Linked DNA regions of Mus musculus: region 1 is linked to region 2. The links are chromatin loops, found by intact Hi-C in ENCODE. Cell type or tissue: heart. All regions are shown on one strand. Links, peaks and the distances in the headings refer to the core of each region. The heading gives the core; the rest is flanking DNA.

Evidence for each region. Hi-C counts contacts between places; a loop is a spot of excess contacts. Peaks named below come from ENCODE experiments on the same cell type or tissue, not always from the same donor. Only the 100,000 strongest peaks of a DNase experiment are listed, where the experiment ranks them.
Region 1: a loop joins it to region 2, with 2.9 times the contacts of the local background. A loop is called at or near these places in 4 of 42 quality-filtered maps.

What each region holds. Positions count from the first base shown.
Region 1 is chr8:105,133,988-105,141,987 of GRCm38, forward strand. Ces4a (carboxylesterase 4A) reads left to right here. Exons shown (of 14, transcript NM_146213.2): 2 at 3,985-4,186; 3 at 7,950-8,000. Among named protein-coding and RNA genes, the nearest start is that of Ces4a, 6.2 kb to the left of the region's middle. In heart, for the core only: a CTCF peak has its summit at 4,577 (motif pointing right); a DNase peak (open chromatin) is centred at 4,574; H3K27me3 peaks cover 123 bases.
Region 2 is chr8:105,260,595-105,276,466 of GRCm38, forward strand. It overlaps Tradd (TNFRSF1A-associated via death domain), which reads right to left and starts at 4,000. Exons shown (of 5, transcript NM_001033161.2): 1 at 3,967-4,000; 2 at 1-86. The coding sequence starts at 78. It overlaps Fbxl8 (F-box and leucine-rich repeat protein 8), which reads left to right and starts at 4,054. Exons shown (of 3, transcript NM_015821.2): 1 at 4,054-4,166; 2 at 6,101-6,571; 3 at 7,416-8,732. The coding sequence starts at 6,420. The coding sequence ends at 8,388. Hsf4 (heat shock transcription factor 4) reads left to right here and starts at 9,207. Exons shown (of 13, transcript NM_001256042.1): 1 at 9,207-9,402; 2 at 9,953-10,061; 3 at 10,175-10,302; 4 at 10,394-10,518; 5 at 10,780-10,855; 6 at 10,991-11,055; 7 at 11,512-11,614; 8 at 11,866-11,990; 9 at 12,112-12,339; 10 at 14,052-14,157; 11 at 14,254-14,319; 12 at 14,449-14,518; 13 at 14,910-15,251. The coding sequence starts at 9,280. The coding sequence ends at 15,064. It overlaps Nol3 (nucleolar protein 3 (apoptosis repressor with CARD domain)), which reads left to right and starts at 15,853. Exons shown (of 4, transcript NM_030152.4): 1 at 15,853-15,872. In heart, for the core only: no CTCF peak of the experiment used is centred there; DNase peaks (open chromatin) are centred at 3,642, 4,057 and 4,737; H3K4me3 peaks cover 2,516 bases; H3K27ac peaks cover 1,672 bases; H3K27me3 peaks cover 5,509 bases.

The sequences.
Region 1 (8,000 bases), core at 1-8,000, 130 kb before region 2:
TCACTAAATCAAAGCACGTGAATATTTTATAACTCCCTATATGCTTTGCCAAGTTGTTTTTCCAAGGCATTGTGTTAATTTGTCCTCCACCCATGCTATTTGTGAATGTCCTTTTCACTGTGTCATCTCCAGAACTGGGTGCTGTCATTCATTAACTTTTCAGGTGCCATCTGTAATTCTAGGCCTTGATAGTACTTTATGGATCCTAGTAAGGTATGGATACTAGTATTGGTGATTTAAAAAGAATTTTTAGGGGGCTGAAGAGATGGCTCAGTGGTTAAGAGCACTGACTGGGGGCTGGAGAGATGGCTCAGTGGGGAAGAGCACCAACTGTTCTTCCAGAGGTCCTGAGTTCAATTCCCAGCAACCACATGGTGGCTCACAACCATCTGTAATGGGATCTGATGTCCTCTTCGAGTGTGTCTGAAGACAGCTACAGTGTACTCACATACATAAAATAAATAAATAAATCTAAAAAAAAAAAAAAAAAAAAGAGCACTGACTGTCCTTCTGAAGGTCCTGAGTTCAAATCTCCGCAACTACACAGTGGCTCACAACCATCTGTAATGAGATCTGATGCCCTCTTTTGGTGTGTCTGATGACTGCTACAATGTACTTAGATATAATAATAAATAAAATCTTTATAATAAAAAGAATTTTTAGTTAAAAAATTTAATTGTGTGTGTGTGTATGTGTGTGTGTGTGTGTGTGTGTGTGTGTGTGTGTGTGTGTGTGTGTATGTGTGTGTGTTCAAGAGTATGGGTGTTTCCACAGAGGCCAGAGGCACCTCATCTCTTGGAGTTATGCTTAAAGGTGATTATCAGCCACGTTGAATAGATGCTGGGAACAGAACTCAGGTCCCTCTGCAAGAATGATGAGTGTTCTTGTTCACTGAGCCATCTCTCCAGCCCCAGTAATATTGATTTTTATTTTGTATGGCTGTGAGTATTTTATTTTTATTTTTTCCCCAAACAAGGTCTTACTCTCTAGCCTAGTGTAAAGTTTGTGTGTTTGTGTTTGTGTCTGTGTGTGTGTGAGAGAGAGACAGAGACAGAGACAGAGACAGAGACAGAGACAGAGACAGACAGATAGACAGACAGACAGAGTAAGAGAGAGAAAATGAGGGGGGAGCATACTAGTGTATGTAAATGCAGGCTCAGAGAACAATCTTTCATTCTCACCATACCTCTTGTTTGACACAGGGTCTCTTTGTTGTTTCCCATCCCCGGCTGGGTATGCCAGTCTAGCTGGCCCGAGAGATTGCAATGACTCTCCTCTTTCCACTACCCGTCTCCCTGTAAGAGCAGAGTGATTAGACACTTACGCCATGCATTCAGCTTCTATGTGGGCTCTAAGGAATAAAACCCAGGTCCTCACACTCACACAGAAAATGTTTCTATCCACTGAACCATCTCTCCAGCCTTGAACTCCCAGCCTTGAACTAGTGATACCCATTCCTCTGCATGCCAAGTGCTGGATTACAGGTGTGCCACCACAGCTGGTTTAGAATATTGTTTTCGGGGCTGGTGAGATGGCTCAGTGGGTAAGAGCACCCGACTGCTCTTCCGAAGGTCCAGAGTTCAAATCCCAGCAACCACATGGTGGCTCACAACCATCCGTAACGAGATCTGACGCCCTCTTCTGGTGTGTCTGAAGACAGCTACAGCAGTGTACTTACATGTAATGAATAAATAAATTAAAAAAAAAAAAGAAAGAAATAATAGAATATTGTTTTCATACGTGCTTCTGAGCTCCCTCTGGGTAACAGAGCCGACACTGGACTCGCCATGCCACTCCTCAGCAACGGTTTAGAACTCTTTCACATGGTTGTGACTGGCTCCCTGGAGATCAGGGAATCGACTGACTCCATGATTTACACCAGTCACGAGACATTCTATATGTGACGTGAGCCTTTGAGCTTATTTCTGTCTGTAGAAGAATTTGTAGGAGATGGTACACACCTATAAGCCCAGCACTTATGAGCCTGAGGCAGGAGGATCACAAGGGTTGTTTCATGAGTGCATGCATGTGTGTGTGTGGTGAGCACATGAATACAGGTATGCCCATGCAAGCAGAAGCCAGCGGACAGTGTTAGATGTCCTGTTCTATCATTTTCTGCCTTCTTCCTTTAAGACAAGGTCTCTCGCTGAACCTAAAGCTTGCCATCTTTTGGCAAGGCCAGCTGGCCATCGATCCCCAGCAAGGATTATGAGTTGGAGTTCCGTTTGGGCTACAATAAATAGCAAGACTTTGTCTCAGAATCAAAAATAAAAGCAAGAGTCCAAGCATGGTGGTACATCCCTTTAATCCTGACCCTTGTGAGGCAGAGGGCCTAGGAATTCGGTTTAGATGGATGTTTTTAAGACATGACCCCTTGAAGTCTAAATGGCCTTGAACTCATGTAGCCAAGGATGATCTTGAACTCATGATCTTCCTGCCTCGGCCTCCCAAGAGCTATGATGTCAGGTGTGTGTGTGCTGCCTTGTCTGGCTTGGGGATTTATATTTGACATCAATTCCTAAATGATTCTGAACCATGGCTAGGATGAGTAATAACTTGGGTCATATTTGCATTCTGTCCATTTACTGAATGAGTTCCAAGGAACAGGAACAAAGAGCGATTCTGTTTTGATAAGCAGGGAGAGGGAGAAACCGACAAGGGCACTTAGAAAGGGACAATGAGTGTGAGGCCTCAGCGACACTTGGCAGTCCAAGTGGGGCAGGAGAAGACCCTAGAAGACCCAAAGGGTGCATTTCAATTAGCCTATCTCGTATCTATTCCAAAAGCTGTCTAAAGTTTGAGTATGCTTGCAGTGTGTGTGTGTGTGTGTGTGTGTGTGTGTGTAAAATAAGTGCACTTGCTGCATAAGGACCAATATTTCAGACCTCCAGAAACAATGTTAAAAAAAAAAACCTGCCTGCCTGCCTGCAACCCCACCTCATGGGAGGCAGAAACAGGGAATCTCTGGACCAAGATGTCTAAGCAGACTAAACAAAATGATGGCAAGCTCTGGGCTGGACAACAGATCCTGTCTCAGTACATAAGGGAGAAAACAATCAACTAAGACACCTGATGTCAACCTCGAGTCTCTATATGCACAAGCACACATGTGCACCTGCGCACACACATGCACTTACACACAACTCACACACACACACACACACACACACACACACACACACACACACACATTAAAACGTAGTTGACTGAGGGCCAGAGAGCTGGCTCAGCAGCTAAGAGCACTGGCTGCTCTTGCAAAAAAAAAGCCAGATTCTATTCCCAGCACCAACATGGCAGCCTACGGTTGTCTGTAGTTCCAGCTCTAGAGGACCCAACACCCTATTCTGCATATGGTACACTGATGTACATACATGCAAAACACTCATAAACATAGGATTTTGTAATAGTTAAAAAATAATAATTGATCCGGGCGTGGTGGCGCACACCTTTAATCCCAGCACTTGGGAGGCAGAGGCAGGCGGATTTCTGAGTTCGAGGCCAGCCTGGTCTACAAAGTGAGTTCCAGGACAGCCAGGGCTATACAGAGAAACCCTGTCTCAGATGATAATAATAATAATAATAATAATAATAATAATAAATTTGTTGATATATGTGTGTATTTGTATATGTATATGATGTATGTATATGTTTATTTTATGTGTATTGAATGTGCATATGTGAGTGGAGGTGGGTGCATGTGCATTGTATGTGTATGTGTATATGTACCAATATAAAGCAAGCAGCAGCAGCTACCCGAGTCTGGTGGCACTCTTTTGCAATTCCAGCATTTGGGAGACTGGGTTAGAAGAATGATGAGTTCAGAACCAGCCTGAGTTATGTAGTGAGACTCTGGAGAGAGACGGGGGAAGAGCAGAAAGAGAGGAGAACGGAGGAGAGAATGGATTCCATGGCAGATGTACCAGAATCCCATCCATGGTTGAGAAGCATAAGAAGACAGAGTGACAGTCCCTCTTCTCTTCCCAGGTGCTTTGCACACCAAGGAACCTCTCCTGATCACCAAACACGGGATCCTCCAAGGAAAGCAAGTGCATGTGGGAGACACACCCATCCAAGTCTTCCTGGGGATCCCCTTCTCTAAACCTCCGGTGGGCACCCGCAGGTTTGCTCCTCCAGAGCCCCCGCTACCCTGGAACGGCATCAGAGATGCCACCACCTACCCACCTTCGTAAGTGCCAGAGGACTGTGGGCTGGTAGCTGAGCAAGCCTGAAAGGTAGAGCGGACCAGTGCCTAGAGTATCTCACTAGAAACACCCTGTGACTATAGCAAACCTGGAACCTATTCTTGGCTTCGGTTTCCAAACCTCTGCGCTGAGATTAGACCAAATGGCGTTTAATCTACGATTAATGGAATGATCGTAGTGTTCAAGTTCAAGTGAGGGAAATCTAGACAAGCGAGATGTGGTAACTGGCTATGCCACAGGACCTTCTGGGAAGCTGAATTTCCCAAATGTACCCCACCACCAGTTCTCATCCACAACCCACATCTATGGATGATGGATGAGGGACGGGCTCCAGCTTCGTAACAAACCCACATGGTACTACCAGACACTCCCTGCAGAGGGCGCTCCAAGGTGAGCACTTCAAGGGCTATTTCAGCTTTGACATTCCATTGTCTTGCTACTGCCTCCAGCCTTCACATAGCAAGACTTGAACAAGGATTGCCCTTTCCGTAGGCTTGGCAGTTCAGCCAAAACAAATATATTTACTGTTTATTCAGGCTACTGAATAATCAGCTGTCCAGAACATTGTGTGGCAATCATTAGCAATGTTCAGTATCAGTGGGTTAAAGCACAGGGTTTAGAATCTGAGTGTCAGGTGGTATTTTAAAAAGAAAAAAGTCCTATAACTTCCACTTCAATGCCTATTTTTAGGAAGAGTTCCACTTTTAGGACATGATCAACTAGAGAACAAGGGTGGTTTTGCTTTATGCCAACCATGGGTGAGGTACAGGCTCAATTTCAAGCAATATATACTGGGGCTTGAATATATAGTATATAGTATATAGTGTATAGTATATAGTATATAGTATATAGTATATAGTATATAGTATATAGTGTATAGTGTATAGTGTATAGTGTATAGTGTATAGTGTATAGTATATAGTATATAGTATATAGTATATAGTATATAGTATATAGTATATAGTATATAGTATATAGTATATAGTATATAGTATATAGTATATAGTATATAGTATATAGTATATGTTGTGTGCTATATGTTATGTGTTGTATGTTGTGTGTTATATATTTTATGTTGTGTATTATATTACACATATACATAAAATAATATATATTATATATTATATATATATAATATATATATTATACTATGAATATAATACATGTTATACACATAAACTCAAGCCCCAGGCATTCTGATCCTCCTCTAGCTATTGTTTGGAATCCCCGTCATCAGAACATGGAGTTACCATTGTTTGGAACTTGAAGATTGGGGTTTGGAAGTGAGGGTGCCCAGGTGCCCATTGTATACACTTTTGGGTGTCAGTCATTGAAACTCACTACAAACTGTCAGAACAAGGGATGTTTGTATCTTGGAGATCAAAGACAGAGCTATGGAGCCAGGCACAATGGCACATGCCTGTTATACTAGCACTTGAGAGGTAGAGGCAGAAGAGTTAAGAGTTCAAGGCCAATCCTAGATTATAGAAGACCCTGTCTAGAAATGGAGGGAGGGAAGGAGGGAGGGAGGAAGATAGATAGATGATAGATAGATAGATAGATAGATAGATAGATAGATAGATAGATAGATATGCTGCTTGCTGGTGACCTTTGAAGAGGCCAGGTAAGGTAGAAGGAGGACAATTGATTGAAGTTTATCCTGGGAGCTGGGGAGATGGGCTTAGTAAGTGCAGCACTTGGGTTACAAGTATGAGATCCTAAGTTCAAGGCCCAGAATGCACATAAAAAACCAAGAGCCATGGCAAGAATTTGGAGAGACAGACGCAAGAGGGTCCCTGGGGCTCACCAGCCAGTCAGCCTCATCTACTCAGCAATATCCAAGTAGTTGAGAGACCCTGCCTTAAAAAAACAAAAACAAAAAACAAGATGGACAGGCCCCCATGAAGAATGATGCCGAGGACTTTTTTTTCTGACCTCTGCATGTTTGCGCTGATCTACACACATGCACCTGCACACACAAGCTCCTTGGAAGAGAACTAGGAGTGCTGCTGACATAGGTGAGTGGGAGACACTAGGTTGGGACGAGGTAGGTTGAAGTGTTGTGGGAAGAACACAGGAAAGAGGGAAGGACACAAGAGAACTAACAGGGATAACAGACAGACACGTATTCCTGCACTCAATCAAGGAAGGCCAGCCCCAGACTGGTAAGAATATTCATTCCAGAGGCTAGGCGAGCAATGGGGAGTGGAGAGGAGGTGGTCATATAGCCCACACTCTTCAAACACCTTAAAATCCACATATCACCCTTACTGAGTGCTAGAACACACTGCCATCCTGCTTGCCAGGAGTGGTTGAATCGTGCAGGAGAAAAAACAGATAATTGAAATAATAATTCAACCAGCATTGTAGTCAAGAGTAGAGAAAGGTTTGTAGGACACAGAGGAGAGTGCCCATAAGAGGGGGTACCATTGGAGCTGGCCTGAAACAGACATGGAAGTGTGCATGCTGGGCAAGGATGAAAGCATTTGGCAGAAGGCACAGAGGCACAAGGGTTTGGAAATCACAGGAAAGCAGCCATGCCTATCAGAAACAAAGGTGGCTGGTAAGACCGGGTGGGAAGGAAGAGCTAAGTCATACTGAGGGTGTCTGGGTTCTTTTCTCTGAGGGCAGTGGGGAGCAGGTCTTCGCTGTAGTTCAGACTATTCTGGAATCCACTACACAGCCCAGAATACCCTTGATTACGGTGTCAGCCACTGTGTCCCACAGAGAGGGTTTTAAGAAGGGCGGTGCAGTAGTCTCCTCTGGGTTGCGTTTTGCTTTGTTTTTAATCGCTTTTATCAGTGTCCTCCAGAGTAAGGTGAGCACGTTGGGGGACTGAGAAGAGCTTGAGGCTGTGTGTGTCCAGACCATAGATTTGTTAGTCTTGGCAGGACAACGGCTCTATTTTTGGAGTGGGAAAATAGAATCTCCTTAGTCTGCTTAGGAGATAACAGTCTGGAAGGGTGGGGCATGAAGACAGAGAGGTACCCAGGGCTTCAAGTTTTGGCCTTTACTTCATCAAGAGTCTCCAACAAAGACTACCCAGGCTAAGGGGTCAACAATGAGACCGTGGTAGAAGGAAAGATAGACCCTGGGGAGCCCTGCCTGCCTTGGGGTCCTGGACCTGACCACTGGTTAAAAAATAAATAAAAAGGAAGGAAGGAAGGAAGGAAGGAAGGAAGGAAGGGAAGAAAAGAGAAAACAAGAAAAGAAGGAAGACGAAAAGGAAAAAGAGGGCTGGAGAGATGGCTCAGTGGGTAAGAACACTGACTGCTCTTCCAAAGGTCCTGAGTTCAAATCCCAGCAACAACATGGCTCACAACCACCCATGATGAGACAACACCCTCTTCTGGTGTATCTGAAGTCAGCTACAATGTACTGACTTTAATGTATTTATTTAATAATAAATAAATCTTTGAGCCAGAGCAAGCAAGGACTAAGCGAATGGGGACAGCCTGAGCGAGCAGGGGTTCTAAAAATTCAATTCCCAGTAACCACATGAAGGCTCACAGCCATCTGTACAGCTGCAATGTAGTCATATACATAAAACAAATAAATAAATAAATCTTTAAAAAAAAAAAAAGGAAAAAGAAAAAGAAAGCATCAGCAGAAAGCCCCCAGTAGGCATGCGCACGTGCACGGAGCCTGCCAGGCTTGCCTTTGTCTTAGGTTCTCGCCCATCACTGCTGATCCCGGGATTGAAATCATCTTCTTCATTACCAATCCAAATTCATTGCGTGCCCACAGGTGCCTTCAGGAATCCTGGGGACAGATATTATCCATGTACCTTAACACTCG
Region 2 (15,872 bases), core at 118-8,117:
CACCTTGTCTACCGCAGACTCCAAAAACAGGTATGCACTGCCCACCCACTCCTCGTGGCCATTCTGACCGGCTGCCATCTTGCCTCCTAGAGATGCAAAGAGATCATCTCCAGACTTGGAAACAACTCTCCAGTCTCACGTAGTCCAGCAGTCCTTCCCCTGAGTCCCCAGCTTTGGACTCTGCTCCTAGTCCTGCCCAACCCAGACATGAATTCAGGATTGCCCCTCCATTGCCTTTAACAAAAAGTCTAAGGTCACAGTCACAGCAGGACAGTGGGCCCTCAGCCAGTATGTTTCTCTTACTAAAGCTGACAAAAGACATCTTCCTTCTGGATGGTGCTCCTGCTCCAGAACCAACCAGACTCACGTCTTAGCTTTGCCTTCAGCCTAAGTTCCCAAAGCCATTGCAGGTCCTACTGCTCCTCCTATACACGGCTCCACTTAATTGTCCCTGCCTAGATCCAAGTTTGAATGTGAAAGCAAGGCTGGCCAGTCTACATATCCCACTTGCCACTCTTCAGGAGCCAGTCAAAACTTGATATTGGCTCAAACTGGACTAATGACACTCAACTCTGCATTGCTGGGGGACCGTGAAGGAAGAGGCACTAATTTTCCCCTGAGTTCTCTGGCTCCTGCTTAGGAAGAACCTATCTGAGGGAAGGAGGAAGTCTACATGGAAGGAAATAAAGCCAAGAGATGAGGACACACTTTTTTTGTTTTGTTTTGTTCTGTTTTGTTTTTCTGAGACAGGGTCCGTGTCTACGGTGGACATGTCTGGCCTGGCCTGGAACTTACTATGTAAACCAGGTTGGCCTCCAACTCTCAGAGACCTGCATGCTCTGGTTCCCAAGTACTGGGATTAAAAGCATGAGCCACCACACCTGGCAGGACACTCATTTTTTTTTTTTTTTTTTTGGTTTGCCTGCATGGTTTCCTATGTACCACATACGTGTCTGGTACCCAGGAAGGCCAGAAGAGGGCATCAGCTTTCCTGGGACTGGAGTTCCAGATGGTTGTGAGCCGCAGCATGGGTGCTGGGAATCTGACCAGCTTCCTCTGGAAGAGCTGACAGTGCTCTGAACTGTTCCACTGTGGGTTCCATCTCAGGACACACACACTGTTGGGTTTTTGTGGGGGAGGGGGTGTCAAGACAGGGTTTCTCTGTGTACTAGGCCCTGACTGGTCTGGATTCCCTTTACAGGAAGCTGGCCTCTGACTCACAGCGGTCTATCTGCAAGTGCTGCCACGCCCGCCTGAGGACAGGACATGCACTCACGGATCCAGCTATCTCGGACCATCCTTGACTGCTCAGTTATGCGCGCTAAGTCATCCTGCTTTGTGATTGGGCCCGTGTTCTCTTTGGCTATTCCTAAACAAATTCCCTAACTTTCCACATGAGACATGAGGGCCCCTCAACGCCAGGATCACTTCCATCCATCTCCTGTTAAAATCTTGCTTCCAAACCTCTAATAGAGAGTCAAGGTTAAGAAGAAAGCACCTGGGCAGGGCATAGCATAGACCTGGTGGAGGGAAATGATGAACTGTCCATGGCCCTATCTAGGTCTAAGCATGGGGACACGGGGTTTTTGTATGTTTTTGGTTGGTTGGTTTGTTGGGGTGTTTGTTTTCTGAGACAAGGTACCCCTGGCTGCCCTGGATCTCATTCTGTAGACCAGGCTATCCTCAGACTCAAGAGATCCACTGCCTCTTTCTCCCAAGTGCTGGGATTAAAGGCGTGCATCAACACTGCCCAGCTAAGGAACATAGATTTTTGAAACTCCTCTTCCATCAGAAAATTTAATACTAATATACATATATTTACTAAAACAGTCTGAAAATTATTGTCTATCTCTGGGCAGGTTGGGATGGTTTTAATTTTCTTTGTATTAAGCAATATCTCCTACTTTATATATAAGAGACATGTTTCTTATTCGGGAGGCAGAGGCAGGTGGATTTCTAAGTTCGAGGCCAGCCTGGTCTACAGAGTGAGTTCCAGGACAGCCAAAGCTACACAGAGAAACCCTGTCTCAAATAACAAGAATGAAAGAAAGAAAGAGAGAGAGAGAGAGAGAGAGAGAGAGAGAGAGAGAGAGAGAGAGAGAAAGGAAGGAAGGAAGGAAGGAAGGAAGGAAGGAAAGAAAGAAAGAAAGAAAGAAAGAAAGAAAGAAAGAAAGAAAGAAAGAGTCGCTGGGCGGTGGTGGCACACACCTTCTTTAATCCCAGCACTTGGGAGGCAGAGGAAGGTGGGTTTCTGAGTTTGAGGCTAGCCTGGTCTACAGAGTGAGTTCCAGGACAGCCAGGGCTACACAGACAAACCCTGTCTCAAAAAGGAAAAAAAAAAAAAGCAGAGGAGGTGGATTGTAAATGAAATATTCCTTTAATCCCAGTATTCGGGAGGCAGAGGCAGTCAAATCTCTGAGTTTGAGGGGGCAGCCTGGTCTACAGAGTAAGATCCTGGCTCAAAAAGCCAAAAAAGAAAAGGAGAGAACTTGAGGTGATGGCATCCTATCTGTAACCTCAGCCCTCAGGAACCAAGAGCAAGAACACCAGGAAGTTCTACAGGGCAGGGCTCCAGTGACTTCCGTACTTGGGATTGAACCCTGAGCCAGGTGTACGGTAGTTCTCAGCCACTGAGCCCCACCCCAGCCCATAAATGTCTTTAGTAAAAAGTAAGGCAAAAACATCACGATGTAACTCTTCAGCTACCGAGGTATAAAACAAGCAAGGACGTCTAAGAAGTAGCTCGTGATTCATGAAACATCTAGTTCACTTTCCTACCCTTCTATCCCATGGATGTGATCCCATCCCAAGGGGTAGGAGAAGATTTGGAACTGTACTGGTGTGTGTCGGGGTACTATCCACCAGGCCTGTCAGCACAAGTGCGGTAGAGCTGGAGATGGCAGAGTAATCGATATGTAAATTCACTAGTACTGGGCAAATAGGGGAAATAGCCGCCTTGGAGTTCGCGGAGTTGGAGAAGTGAGGTTAATAGAACAGACAAGATGGAGGGAACTGGTTTCTCACTGTCCCCTTAGGAATCCTTCCCTCAGCAGATAAGAGCACTGACTGCTCTTCAGAGGTCCTGAATTCTCAGCATCCACATGATGGCTCACGACCATTTGTAATGGGAACCGATGCCCTCTTCTGGTGCATCTGAATCTCGTGTGTGTGTGTGTGTGTGTGTGTGTGTGTGTGTGTGTGTGTGTGTGTGTGTCTTTTAAAAAAAAAAATTCGTTTCCAAACCGAGTGGTGGTGGTGCACCCCTTTAATCCCAGCACTCAGGAAGCAGAGACAGGCAGATCTCTGTGAGTTCGAGGCCAGCCTGGCACTACAGAGTGCGTTCCAGGACAGCCAGGGGTACACAGAGAAACCCCGTCTCGGAAAACCAAAATGAAAAAAGAATCCTTCTCAGGCCTCCTTCCACCAGGAGGCTTCTACGCTGGGTTCCAGAACAAATGACTCTACCCAGATGTCCGGTCTCATTAACAAATAACAGTCCCCAGGTAGCCCCACTTCTGGCTAGGTGGAAGGGCTTGGCTCCCAACTCAAAGAAAGTTTGAGATTCCCAGACCATCAGAACACGCCCCCTGCTCGGGTGCGCAGTAAGCGACCTGGCCTAGGAAGGTTCCCAGTCTGCCCACTACCCCACCTTCAAACTGGGGGTTCGCGCACGACTGGGCTCAGACAGGAAGAGGGTTCTCAGAACCGTTCCCGGCCAGCCCTGCAGCCATATCCCCTCCTCCGCAGGGCCCTGACACCCACCAGAAACCCTTAGTTGGGACAAAAAACCAGAGAAGGTGGAGGTCCGAAGTCCCTCGTACCTCCCACCAAAACAGTCCGACCGGCCGCTGCCACTAACTGGCCAGCAATCGCGTGTCACCACCGCGCGGTGCTCGCCCTCGGGAAGCCAGATCTCTCGCTTTGCTGGGGCTGCACCGAGGGAGCCCACCCACCCTCCGCACTAACCTGGCCGCCGCACACTCGCCTGGCTCTGCTGCGCGCGGCTTCCGGGTGTGCGCGGAGACGCAGGGGCGGTGCCCTAGCAGAGTCGCCGGGTCCGCCCGCGCGTCCCGCCTTCTCCGCCCAGGGCCTCTCCTTCCTGCCCTAGCTGTCCTCCGTGGCCAGTCCCCTGTCTCCGGGTAAAGCCCACCTAGTCCGCTGAGCAGGTAAGATAACGGACACCCAAGTTTAGATGGCAGGACGAACTGCCCACTGGACATAGCAGTTTGGGGGTTTTGAAGCCGAAAGGGCTTCAGAGTGAGAGCCGCCAAATTTAAGTTAGTTCCTGGGGTTCAATCAGAGGGCATCTCCTGGAGATGAGAATTTTTTCTGGCGCCCCCTAGGAAATCTGGTTTGATGATCTAATCTCTGCTAGTCTTTAACACAGAAAATGGGGTGCTGTGGTTCCAGGACAAGCCTAGCTTGGAGTATCCGGGAACTCTAGTGTATACTTGAGGTAAATTCCACGAGAGACCATACACCTGGAAGACATGGGGAAATGAAACGGCAAGTGTGAACCTTTACAAAAACCTTACAGCACTTTGAAGCAAAACTGGCAGCTTCAGAGAAAACGCAGATTCCGATCCCACCCCTCTCGTAAAAGCCAAGCTCTGGGGTGTGTCTGCAGGGTTCCACCCGAGTCTTTATTAGCTAGCAGGAACCAAGGCTCCGCGAGGGTCAGGGTCCTAACTTGAACAACAGCTCCTCAAGGGTGCCAGAGCGGTCCGGCCCCAGACAGAGCCACAAGCTTTTTACCACAGGTCTGTCACAGAAAGCATGCAGGAAGTCAGTCCGTTACTAGGGGGTGGAGGCAGTGTAAAGGTGACTCCCCTTCTGGGACGCCCATCACTTCCTGATTGGCCTGTGATTTCAGACAAAAAGAAACAAACAAAAAATATTCTCTAAGACTGGTGCCTGATTAGCCCCAACAGTCAGTTTCTAGTGGACAGGATTCCTCAACTTGAAACCTATTTCTCATTTGTTCAACACACGAGAAAGTAGTTTGAAGAGCCAGTGAGGGCCAGGCTTGGTGACACACACCTTTAGTCATAGCTTTCCCAGGCAGAGGCAGGAGGATCTCTGTGAGTTCAAGGCCAGCCTGGTCTACATAGGGAGTTCCAGGCCAGCCAAGGCTAGACAGTGAGACCCTATTTTTTAAAAAAGAAAGAAAAACCAAACCACTGAGGCAGGAGTATTCTCAAGTTCAATACCAGCCAGGGCCACACAGCAGAGATGAGAAAAGAGAAAAAAAAGAGAGGGTAGATAGGAAAGTGTGTGTGTGTGTGTGTGTGCGTGTGTGTATGTATGTGTGTGTGTGTAGGCACAACCACTGGAACTATACCTTTAAGCCTTTAGGGAGATTTACTATTCTGAGCAGAGACTTCTGTTTAAAAAAAAATTTATGTATTTAATGTATGTGAATATACTGTAGCTGTCTTCAGACACACCAGAAGAGGGCATCAGATCCCATTACAGATGGTTGTGAGCCACCATGTGGTTGCTGGGAATTGAACTCAGGACCTCTGAAAGAGCAGTCAGTGCTCTTAACCGCTGAGCCATCTCTCCAGCCCTGCATTTTCTTTTTTAAATTAGCTTAATTTATTTAATGTGTATGGTTTTACACATGCGTCTGTGTAACATGAGCGTGCAGTGCCACAGAGGCTACAAAGTTTTTAGATCTCCTAGACCTATAGCTATAGACAGTTTTTACTGGCTATGGAGGTGCTGGGAACCAAAGTCCTACCTTCTTTGAGGGCAACAAGCGCTCTTAACAGCTGAGCTCTCTCTCCAGTGCCTTGTCTTAAAAACAATTTTTAGATTTACACTTTTTTTTATGTGTATGAGTGTTTGCGTACACTGTACACTATGTGTGTCTCTGGTGCCCACAGAGGCTAGAAGAGGGCATCAAGTCTCCTGAACCTGAAATTAAGGGCAGTTGTGAGCCACATGTGGGGTGCTGGGAACCAAACCTGGGTCCTCTGCAAGTACAGCCAAGGTTTTGTTGTTTGATTGTTTGTTTGTAGCTGCTGAGCCATCCCTCCAGTCCCATTCTTTTGTTGTATGTTTTCTAAACTTTTTGTTTGTTTGTTTGTTTATTCAGGTATGTGTGTGGAAGTGCTCCAATCAGGGTACACATGCATTCTTGGAGATCAGAGGACAACTTTCAGAAGTCAGTTCTTCTGAAAGAGTTCTGACCCCGGGACAGAACTCAGGTCGTCCGTGTTTGGGGCAAATGCCTTTATCTGCTAAGCCATCTCACAGCCTGGGATCTCTGCCTTCTCTACAAACCACATAGCGCTTCCTGGGCTCCCAGTATTACTGTGCACAAGCATCCATCCGCCCCTCTGACCCAGGGGACTCCCTCTTTCACTTTAGTCACAGCAGCTGGGAGCAGCAGGCCCCTCCCCTCCAGCCGCACCATGGGGGAGCTGGTCGACAATCTGCCAGAGGAAGTGTTGGCGCTCATCTTCCGTGACCTGCCTCTCAGGGACCTTGCTGTAGCCACCAGAGTCTGCAGGGCCTGGGCGGCGGCTGCCGCCAACAGCACCGTGTGGTCTGATAAAAGCATCAGGTGAGTTGCTTCCTGTGGCCCACTCATCTTCATCTGTGAAGACAGGCTCATTGGCTGCCTGTTATATACCAATTGGCATTGTCTTTTTATTATTTTTTTTTTCCGAAACAGAGGATTGAACCCAGTGTCTGACATTTGCTAGGCAAGGAGTCTACCACTCACTCTGTCCCAAGTCCCCAACTAGTATCCTAAGTGCCTTACATAAGTTAACTCATTTAATGCTCACAGGAAGATGAGGGGTAGTGGGTCTGGAGTAGTGCCTCCTTTGCACAGACAGGAAATGGAGGCTTATAGACTTAATCACTTGGGTCTGGAGGCCCTGCTCCATCTCCACCGACTACTGAGCATGCCAAGTTCCTTAAATACCCCCCCACACACACACACACACACACTCCTGGAGTGGCGGGGTGGGGGTGGGGGGGCTGCTGGGAGAGGGTTCAACCTCAGGCAGAAACCTCTGAAGTCTTCTAAAGAAATAGGATGGAAATTCCTGTCATAGGCAAGAGGCAAAGTGAAAGGCACATAGAAATGACTCTTCAGTTAAGAGCACTAGCGGCTCTTCTAGAAGACCTGAGTTCGATTCCTGCCTCGCACACAGCAGCTCGAAGCTATGGCTGTAATTTCAGCTCTAGGGATTCCAACACCCCCTTCTGGCCTCCTCAGACACCAGGCACGCCTGTGGTGCACGGACATACATGCAGGTAAAGCAAGAATACACACACACACACACACACACACACACACACACACACACACACAAATCAAAACATTAATTTAAAAAAAAAGTTTCTTTCCTAGTTCATGGTGACACCGCTAATTTCTTTCTATGTCGCTCTAACATAAGTTGTGACTGTGAGCTGGAAGACTTGTTGCCACCATATCTGTCCTCCTGCCTGGACCACATTCACAACCTAAGGCTGGAATATGAGCCATCAAAGAAGCCCAGCCGCGGAACGGCCACCGAGCTGCTGACCGCTCTGGCCAGCCGAGCCCCAAGGCTCCGAGGCCTGCGCTTGGAGTGCCGCGGAGAGAAACCGCTTTTTGATGCGGGCCAGGACATCCTGGGAGCTGTGCACGCAGTCTGCGGAGCTGCTCACCAACTTCGCCACCTCGACCTGCGCCACTTGCCCTACACGCTGGACGACACTCTGGTGCTTAAGGCTGCTGCTGGCTGTCCCGAGCTCCGCAGTCTTTTCCTGGACAACCATGCACTGGTGAACAGCGTGCAGCCCACTTCTGTGCTCAAACTACTGGAGGCCTGTCCTCACTTGCGCGCCCTTGGACTGCACCTTGCTAGTATGTCGCGCGCCGCGCTGGAATTGCTAGCCGCTCCGCATCGCTCCCCTTTTGCACTTCTGGCACTGAGGTGCGCGTGCCCCGAAGATGCTCGTGCTTCCCCTCTGCCTGATGAAGCCTGGGCGACGCTGAGTTGCCGCCATCCTGGGCTGGAGGTGGAGCTGGAGCTGGAGCCTGTGCTTCCAGATGAGGCCGTGACGCGCATCCTGCAACCAGCAGTACCAGTGGCTGTGCTGCGTCTCAACCTCTCCGGTGACACTGTAGGACCCGTGCGCTTCGCAACGCGCCACTACGCTGAAACTTTGCGCGCCCTCGAGGTGCGCGCGTCCGCATCCCCGGAGTTGCACACCGCGCTGGAGGAGCTGGCGGCGCGCTGCGCGGGCTTGAGAGAAATACACTGCTTCTGCGTGGTGAGACCCTCGGTACTGGACGCCTTCCGAGCGCACTGTCCGCGCCTGCGCAGCTATACGCTCAAGCTAAAGCGTGAGCCGCATCCCTGGCGGCCCACACTGGTGCGGTGATTGGGCAATCTAGCCCCCCCAGGGCCGCGCGAACCCCAAGCCTCGGGAAGGCCTAAGCAAGTTGCGCAGGCACGCCCCAGTTGCTAGTCTCTTTAGGGGCTCCGTTGACTAAGGCGCTTTTGGGGAACTGGGGGTCTATGAAAGCATCCAGACCAATCTCAGGCACCATAAATTCAGCGAGCCCTCTCAACCTCTGTGTCTCTGTCTATTCTGGGCCCTCCGTCCCCTCTGTACACTCGCACTAGCTCTAGCTCAGGTCCAGAGCTGGGGGGAGGGCAGGCACAAGTAGGAGCCAAGAGTCAAGGGTGAGTGTAAAGTAAATAAATCCTTTAATATTCCTGCGTCCTGTGATCTCGAGTCAGCTGTGGGGGTGGGGGGCAGGAAATACACAAAGGCTGGAAGGGCAGTCAGGCCCGACATTCAAGGAGACCTCAAGGGCCTTTGTACTGTGACTGTGGGGGATCGGGATCCGGGCACCCTATACCTCGGGAATGACCAGTTTCCTAGCGTCCTCGCAGACCGGGCAAGTCCAACTTCACCCACCGCCCTATCTGCCCGCCCTTACCTAGGCTTCAATGTGTCCACAGATGAACTAGGACTTTCCGAGCCCACCAGATGTTTTCTCCCAAAACAACAGAGAAAGAGAGGCACTCGAGACTCGAACGTGGGCTCACCCACCCACACACCTACGTTTCAGCCAGCCCTTCCTCTCCGCCGGTGGCTGGGCCGCTGTCCGAGCCCCGCCTCTTGGGTTCGCACGCGGCCCCCGCCTGACCCGGCGCCCAGGGGCGGAGTAGGGCGGGGCGGGCGGCAAACGCAGCACTTTCGCGGCTTTGACAAGCCCGCAGCGGCCGGGCTGGAACGCTGAGCCCGGCCGGCCGAGACTGCGCCATGCAGGAAGCGCCAGCTGCGCTGCCCACGGAGCCAGGCCCCAGCCCGGTACCTGCCTTCCTCGGCAAGCTATGGGCGCTGGTAGGCGACCCAGGCACCGACCACCTCATCCGCTGGAGCCCGGTGAGGGCTGGGGCCCCTCAACTCCTTCAGTGGTCCCCGGGATCCCTCCAATGTCGTGAACACCCCTGTCCACCCAGCCCCCGCCTGGGCCTGGGCTGTGAGTACCTCAATTCAGCTGTCCAGAGTGGATCACGGTGGAAGGGGTGTGTGAAGCAAAGATGGGGAGAAGTAAGGGTCCTAGAGCCCACAGAGACCAGGGTAATTCTCACTTTACTTCATCGACTGATGAGAAAACAGGCCAAGAAAAGAGAAGAGCTGGCTCGATCTCCGGCTCAGAGTCACGTAGTGAGTCTGGGACCAGTCTGAGATGGACCCGGGGTGGGTGTGTGCTAATTCTTTCTGAGAACTGCGTGTAGGTCTAGTTAGGGTAGGAATTCTTTTGCGGTTATGGTAGGATAGGCTCTACATGGTACAGACCTGGCCAAGTCCTACCTCCCAATGAGGTACAAATCTGGACCCCCACAGTGAGTATGGCCCAGCCGTGAATGGCACCCACTCACGTTGTCTGGTCCCCACCCGCTTGCGGGTGTTTGTGGTTCGTTCTCGGTAGAGTGGCACCAGCTTCCTCGTAAGTGATCAGAGCCGCTTCGCCAAGGAAGTGCTGCCCCAGTACTTCAAGCACAGCAACATGGCGAGCTTTGTTCGCCAACTCAACATGTGTGAGTCCCTTTGCCAAGCGGGGAGTGGGTTTGGGGGGTCACTAAGTGCAGAGGATGGAGCGATTCACGCTCACACCCCGCCCCGCCCCGCCCTTCCGCACACTGTTCCTTAGATGGTTTTCGGAAGGTGGTGAGCATCGAGCAAGGTGGCCTGCTCAGACCAGAGCGTGACCACGTTGAGTTTCAGCATCCGAGCTTCGTGCGAGGCCGCGAGCAGCTACTGGAGCGCGTGCGCCGCAAGGTGGGACAAACTGCAGAAAAAATGGGAAGGCACCAATGTTGGTACTTCTGGCTCTGCCTTATGTGTCCCGGATGGTGCCTCCTGCCTGCAGGTACCTGCGCTGCGAGGCGATGACAGTCGATGGCGTCCGGAAGACCTGAGCCGACTGCTGGGAGAGGTGCAAGCTTTGAGAGGAGTGCAGGAGAGCACGGAGGCACGGCTGCAGGAACTCAGGCAGTGCGGGACAGGGAAGGAAGGGTGGAGTTAGGGGTGAGAGGCTCACTGGCCACCTAGGGGTTCTGGGCAGCTCCTTCCGCTCTTTGGTTGGAGCCTCCATGAAGACAATGGGTCCAACTCTGAAACTTTAGTCTTATAAGATGAGTATCCCCTCTGCTGGCAACAGAGTCTGGACCTCTCCATTCTGAGGGGGAGGCGGTGGGGGGGAATTGTACCTGGGCGAACTCAGATGCTTCAGCATCCTCCTCCCGCTTTCCCCAGGCAGAACGAGATCTTGTGGCGAGAGGTGGTAACTTTGCGGCAGAGCCACAGTCAGCAGCACCGGGTCATCGGCAAGGTGTTCCTCTGCCCCAACTTCTTATCCTCCCCACTCATGGCTACCCCACACCTCCACCCCTTCCCATTAGACCAGGAATTGCCTTTCTAGGGTGAAAGGCCTGGGCTGAAGTATAAATTAGCCCTTTCTTTTCAGCTAATCCAGTGCCTGTTTGGGCCACTTCAGACAGGGCCCAGCAGTACAGGAGCCAAGAGAAAACTGTGAGTAAGAAAGTCTGTGGTGTTGACACCTGCATCCCCACCGCCAGAACTCCCTTCCCTGACAGGGACCCACATCCAAAGACCCTCCAGGAATCTTCAATCCTCTAACCAGGACTCCCTGCTCCCTTCCTATCCCTGAACTCAACCATCCATTAGGCCACTATCTCCCCCCCACCCTTCCCTCCAGGATCTTTTTCTCAAATTCCTAGGCCCCAAGTAGGCATCCCTGGTTTGGGTCTCACACTAAGCTCCCTCCCTTCCCTCACAACCCCCAAAAGGGCCCCCCATCTCTCAGGGAGCCCCTTCCACTCCAGCATGTGACTGATGCCCTGGCAACGGGGCCTCAGCTCTGCTGACTTGGCTGCTGGGGCCTGAGGGAGGGAGAGAGAGGGAGAGGGAGAGGGAGGGAGGTGCAGGCTGAGGGGCATGGAGGCCTAACCTGCCGACCCTGCACAGGTCCCTAATGCTAGATGAGGGGAGCGCCTGTTCAGCATCTGCCAAATTCAATGCCTGCCCTGTGTCTGGTGCTCTCCTCCAGGACCCCTACTTTATCCAGTCGGTAGGTGCTGTTTCCCATCTACCTCCTCTTCCTGGGGCGCAGATAGAATTGTGAGGAAGCTGTTTCTTCTCCCTATCCCCACCCCCACCCCCAAAGATGGAAGCCAACACTCGACCACCCAGACCTAGGCCCCCCAGCACAGATCATTTTCAAACCTTGATCCTTAGACCCAGTCCCGGTGGATGGTGGATGCTGGTTGGGCTCTTCCTATAGTTAGGGGTCAAGAGCTGGGCCTAGCCTTCTCCTTGCAGCCCCTCCCAGAGACCACGTTGGGCCTCAGCCCTCACAGGGCCAGAGGGCCCATCATCTCTGACATCCCAGAAGATTCTCCATCTCCTGAAGGACACAGGCTTTCTCCCTCCGGTGGTTGCAGGAGGTACGGAGGACTGGGGGGCTGCCTTCTGGGGGTGCTATGGGAAAGGGCCTGCAGCCCACAAGCCTGTGGAGGTGGGGGACAGTCAGTGTCGGGGTCTGGTTGAAGCTTTTCTCTGGTGCAGGGTGAAGGGCCTGGCACTGCTCAAAGAAGAGCCGGCCAGTCCAGGGGGGGATGGCGAGGCCGGGCTGGCCCTGGCCCCAAACGAGTGTGACTTCTGCGTGACAGCACCCCCACCGCTGCCCGTGGCTGTGGTGCAGGCCATCCTGGAAGGGAAAGGGAGCTACAGCCCTGAGGGGCCCAGGAGTGTACAACAGCCTGAACCAAGGGGCCCCAGGGAGGTACCTGACAGGTGAGCAGAGCCAATTGATGGTTTATAGATAGATCCATATATACTGGCCAAAGAAAAGGCAGTGCTTTATGGTCCTGAGGCAGCTAAGGGAGGATACTGGGCATCAGACTCTCACGACCCTGACTTCTCAGGGTATTCTCCAAAGACTATCAACATCATTTAGAAAATGGAAACTCCCAGTCAAGTCACTAAGCATCCTGAGGTAGGACTCTGGAATTTACATTTAAAATTAGTTCACTGGGATGAATAAATATAGATAGATAGATAGATAGATAGATAGATAGATAGATAGATGATAGACAGATGATAGATAAATAGACAGACAGACAGACAGACAGACAGATAGATAGTGAGATAGTGAGATATATAATATATACACTTAAGAACCAGTTATAGCTGGTCTTGGTGGTACGGGATGTCAATCCAACTACTTGGGAGACTGAGGCAGGAGTATCGAAAGTTCAAGGCCTGCTTGGGCTACAGTGTGAGCTCAAGACTAATGCTGGTAACTTAGTAAGACTCTGTCTAAGTATAAAAGAAGATCTGGCAGGATGGTTCATCAGGTAAAGTGCTTGTCACAAAAGTCTCTTGACCTGAGTTCAACCCCTAAAGCCCATGTAAAGTGGAGGGAAGCAACTTCATGAAACCATCCTCTGGCCTCTCCACATCCCCCACACCCCAGACACATAATACACACACAGTGATAATAAACATAGATCAGCCGGGCATGGTGGCACATGCCTTTAATCCCAGCACTCGGGAGGCAGAGGCAGGCAGATTTCTGAGTTCGAGGACAGCCTGGTCTACAAAGTGAGTTCCAGGACAGCCAGGGCTACACACAGAAACCCTGTTTTGAAAAACAAAAAATAAAAAATTAAAATAAAAAAAAATAAAAATAGATAAGTAAGCTGGGTGGTGGTGGTGTGTGCCTTTGATCCCAGCACTCAGGGGGCAGAGACAGGTGGACCTCAGAGTTTGAGGCAAGCCTGGTCTACAGAATGAGTTCCAGCACAGCTAAAGCTACATAGAGAAACCCTTTCTCAAAAAGCCAAAAAATAAAATAAGATTAAAATAACAATAAATTAATTAAAAACAAAGAGGAAGGGTGGCTGGCTTGGGGACATAACTTAGTCAGAGTATGGGCCTAACATGATCAAGATCTAAATTCAAACTCCAAGACTGGAACACAAACAAACACATAAACAGTATTCACGCTTATATAAGAAGGGGGGCATTTCCAAAGATCTCAGGTCTAGGCTAGGAAGCAAAGGCAATGTCAAGGTAACTGCTTAGACTCTGGGTATGGTGATACCACCCTGCTATAATGCGGGCTCTAGGGAGGAGGTGGTGGTCCAAGAGTTCAGAAATTCAAGATCACACTTAGCTTAGTAAATGTGCCTGTCCTAAGCTACATGAGACCCTGTGTCAAACAGTAGTAAAGATGCCCCTTTAGCACTCAGTGGGTTAAGACAAGAGCATTGCTGTAAGTTTGAGGCCAGCCAGGACTATACAGCAAGACATTGTCTTTCTCCTTCCTCTGAGAGATTTTTAAAAAGGAAAACAAAATCTCCCTTATTAGGGAGAGGACTGAAGGAAAGCACCATCCCCTAGCATGTTCTAGTTGTTGGAGCAATTTAAATCGGATGATACACGTTCCTTAGGAGCTAATAGTAGGTTGGTATTATAGACCAATAGCAGTTCTTTATGCACAGGGGAACTCTGGGCCTGGATCGGGGTAACCGGAGCCCAGAGAGTCTGCTACCCCCAATGCTGCTTCGGCCTGCCCCTGAAACTCTGGAGCCCGTGGCACCTGTGGATGTGAGTATCTCTTTGCCTGGGGTAGGACATGAGACACATGAGGCTGAGCCCTCTTGTGCAGACTTTGAAGGCACCACTCACCCGAGCTCTTCCCAGGTGCTCGGCCCTAGCCTGCATGGACGAGAATGGACCTTGATGGATCTGGACATGGAGTTGTCTCTGGTAAGAAGGGAGTGGGAAGGGCCACACCCTTGGGTTCACGGCTGAAGGACTGCCCCCAGGGATCCCTCAGCTCTCTGCCTCAGCTTCTGGGCTTCCTTCTCAGCCGCTTCATGGGATTCTCCCATGCAGATGCAGCCCTTGGCACCAGAGACGGATGAAGCAGAGCTGACGGTCAAGGAGTTGAATTCTTCTGGTGTAGGTAATGGTGGTGGGGACTCCTGGGTAGAAGCCATCACGGTCTGAATTACCATGATTTGGTGGGCTTGGCAGCTTGAGTTGGGGGGGGGACCCTAAATTCAGGCTTCCCTGAAGTGACTTCTAGAATCACCCACACTATTTATTATTGTGTGAGAAGGGTAAGGTCAAGAATGATGTTTTAAGCTAGATATTGTAGTGCACGCTTGTCATCCCAACACTTGGGAGTCTGAGATAGGAAAATCAAGGACTCAAGGACAGCCTAGGCTATGCAACAAGACCCTGCCTTGAAAATCGATGTGTGTATGGGTGATGCTACACCCTAACTGAAGGGGGCTCTCCTCCTGAAGAAAGGGAGAGGGTCCCTTAGCCTAAGCACATCCTACTGGTCCTAGGGAAAGACCACACACTGGGAACTCCACTCATGCTAGATGTCCAGGCGGATTTGGAGGGTGCAGCCCTGTCTGTGCCTGGGGCTTTAACCCTGTACAACGTCACCGAGAGCAACGCCTCCTACTTGGATCCTGGAGCCAGTCCCTCCTCTCCCTGAGATCTGCATCCCTCTGAAAAAGCCTGGCTAAGGAACTAGCACGCAACAGCACACCCCTTTAGGCTTCCTGGCGCCCCCCCCCGCCCCCCGGCCCCCGCCCCAGGAGGTGAGCGAAGCCCTCTGTATGCGACAGCCCCTCTCCACTACCCCAGTGAATCCTGCAACATAAACTGCATTCCCTACTCTGTTTCTGGTCTCTCTTTTTTACTATCAACCAAAGATCCCTAGAGTCGTGAGTGGGTGACGACTTTGCGTTTCTACAAGTGGTCAGGTGTTTGGACTTAGAAACATCTATACGCTCGGACTTTCATGGAAGAGAAAGAGCCAGTGTACTTGGAGAGCCAGTGCCTAACTTTCCTACTTGCACCGAGATGTTGGCCTGCCCCGGCCACTGTAACCTCCAGGAAGCAGGAGTTTCTGTGCCACATCCAGCTCAATACACGTGTGTCTGATTCTGGGCAAGTCGGCTCCTTTCTCTAAACTTACCTGTGACAGGCAGATGGAGGAGTCGTGGAAAGGAAAATTAAAAGCACCTAGCAATTAGAAGGTCCAGAGAGGGCTGGACAAGTGAGACTGTGAGCTGTACCCACCCCCTGACTCAAATCCGGGTGCTTTGGGACAGGGAAGGGTAGCGGACTATGTGACCACCCCTGCCAGCACGCCTCCACCAGCGTCGCCACCAGAGTTCGCAGAGCCAGTGAAGCATGCCCTTCCCCCACGCCATTCCCAGCAGCCCTGGCCGCCCCGCCCCTGTTGCAGCTGCTGTTCGCGTACCCACCCCGCTCGCTCGCTCGCTTGGCCCTTTCTG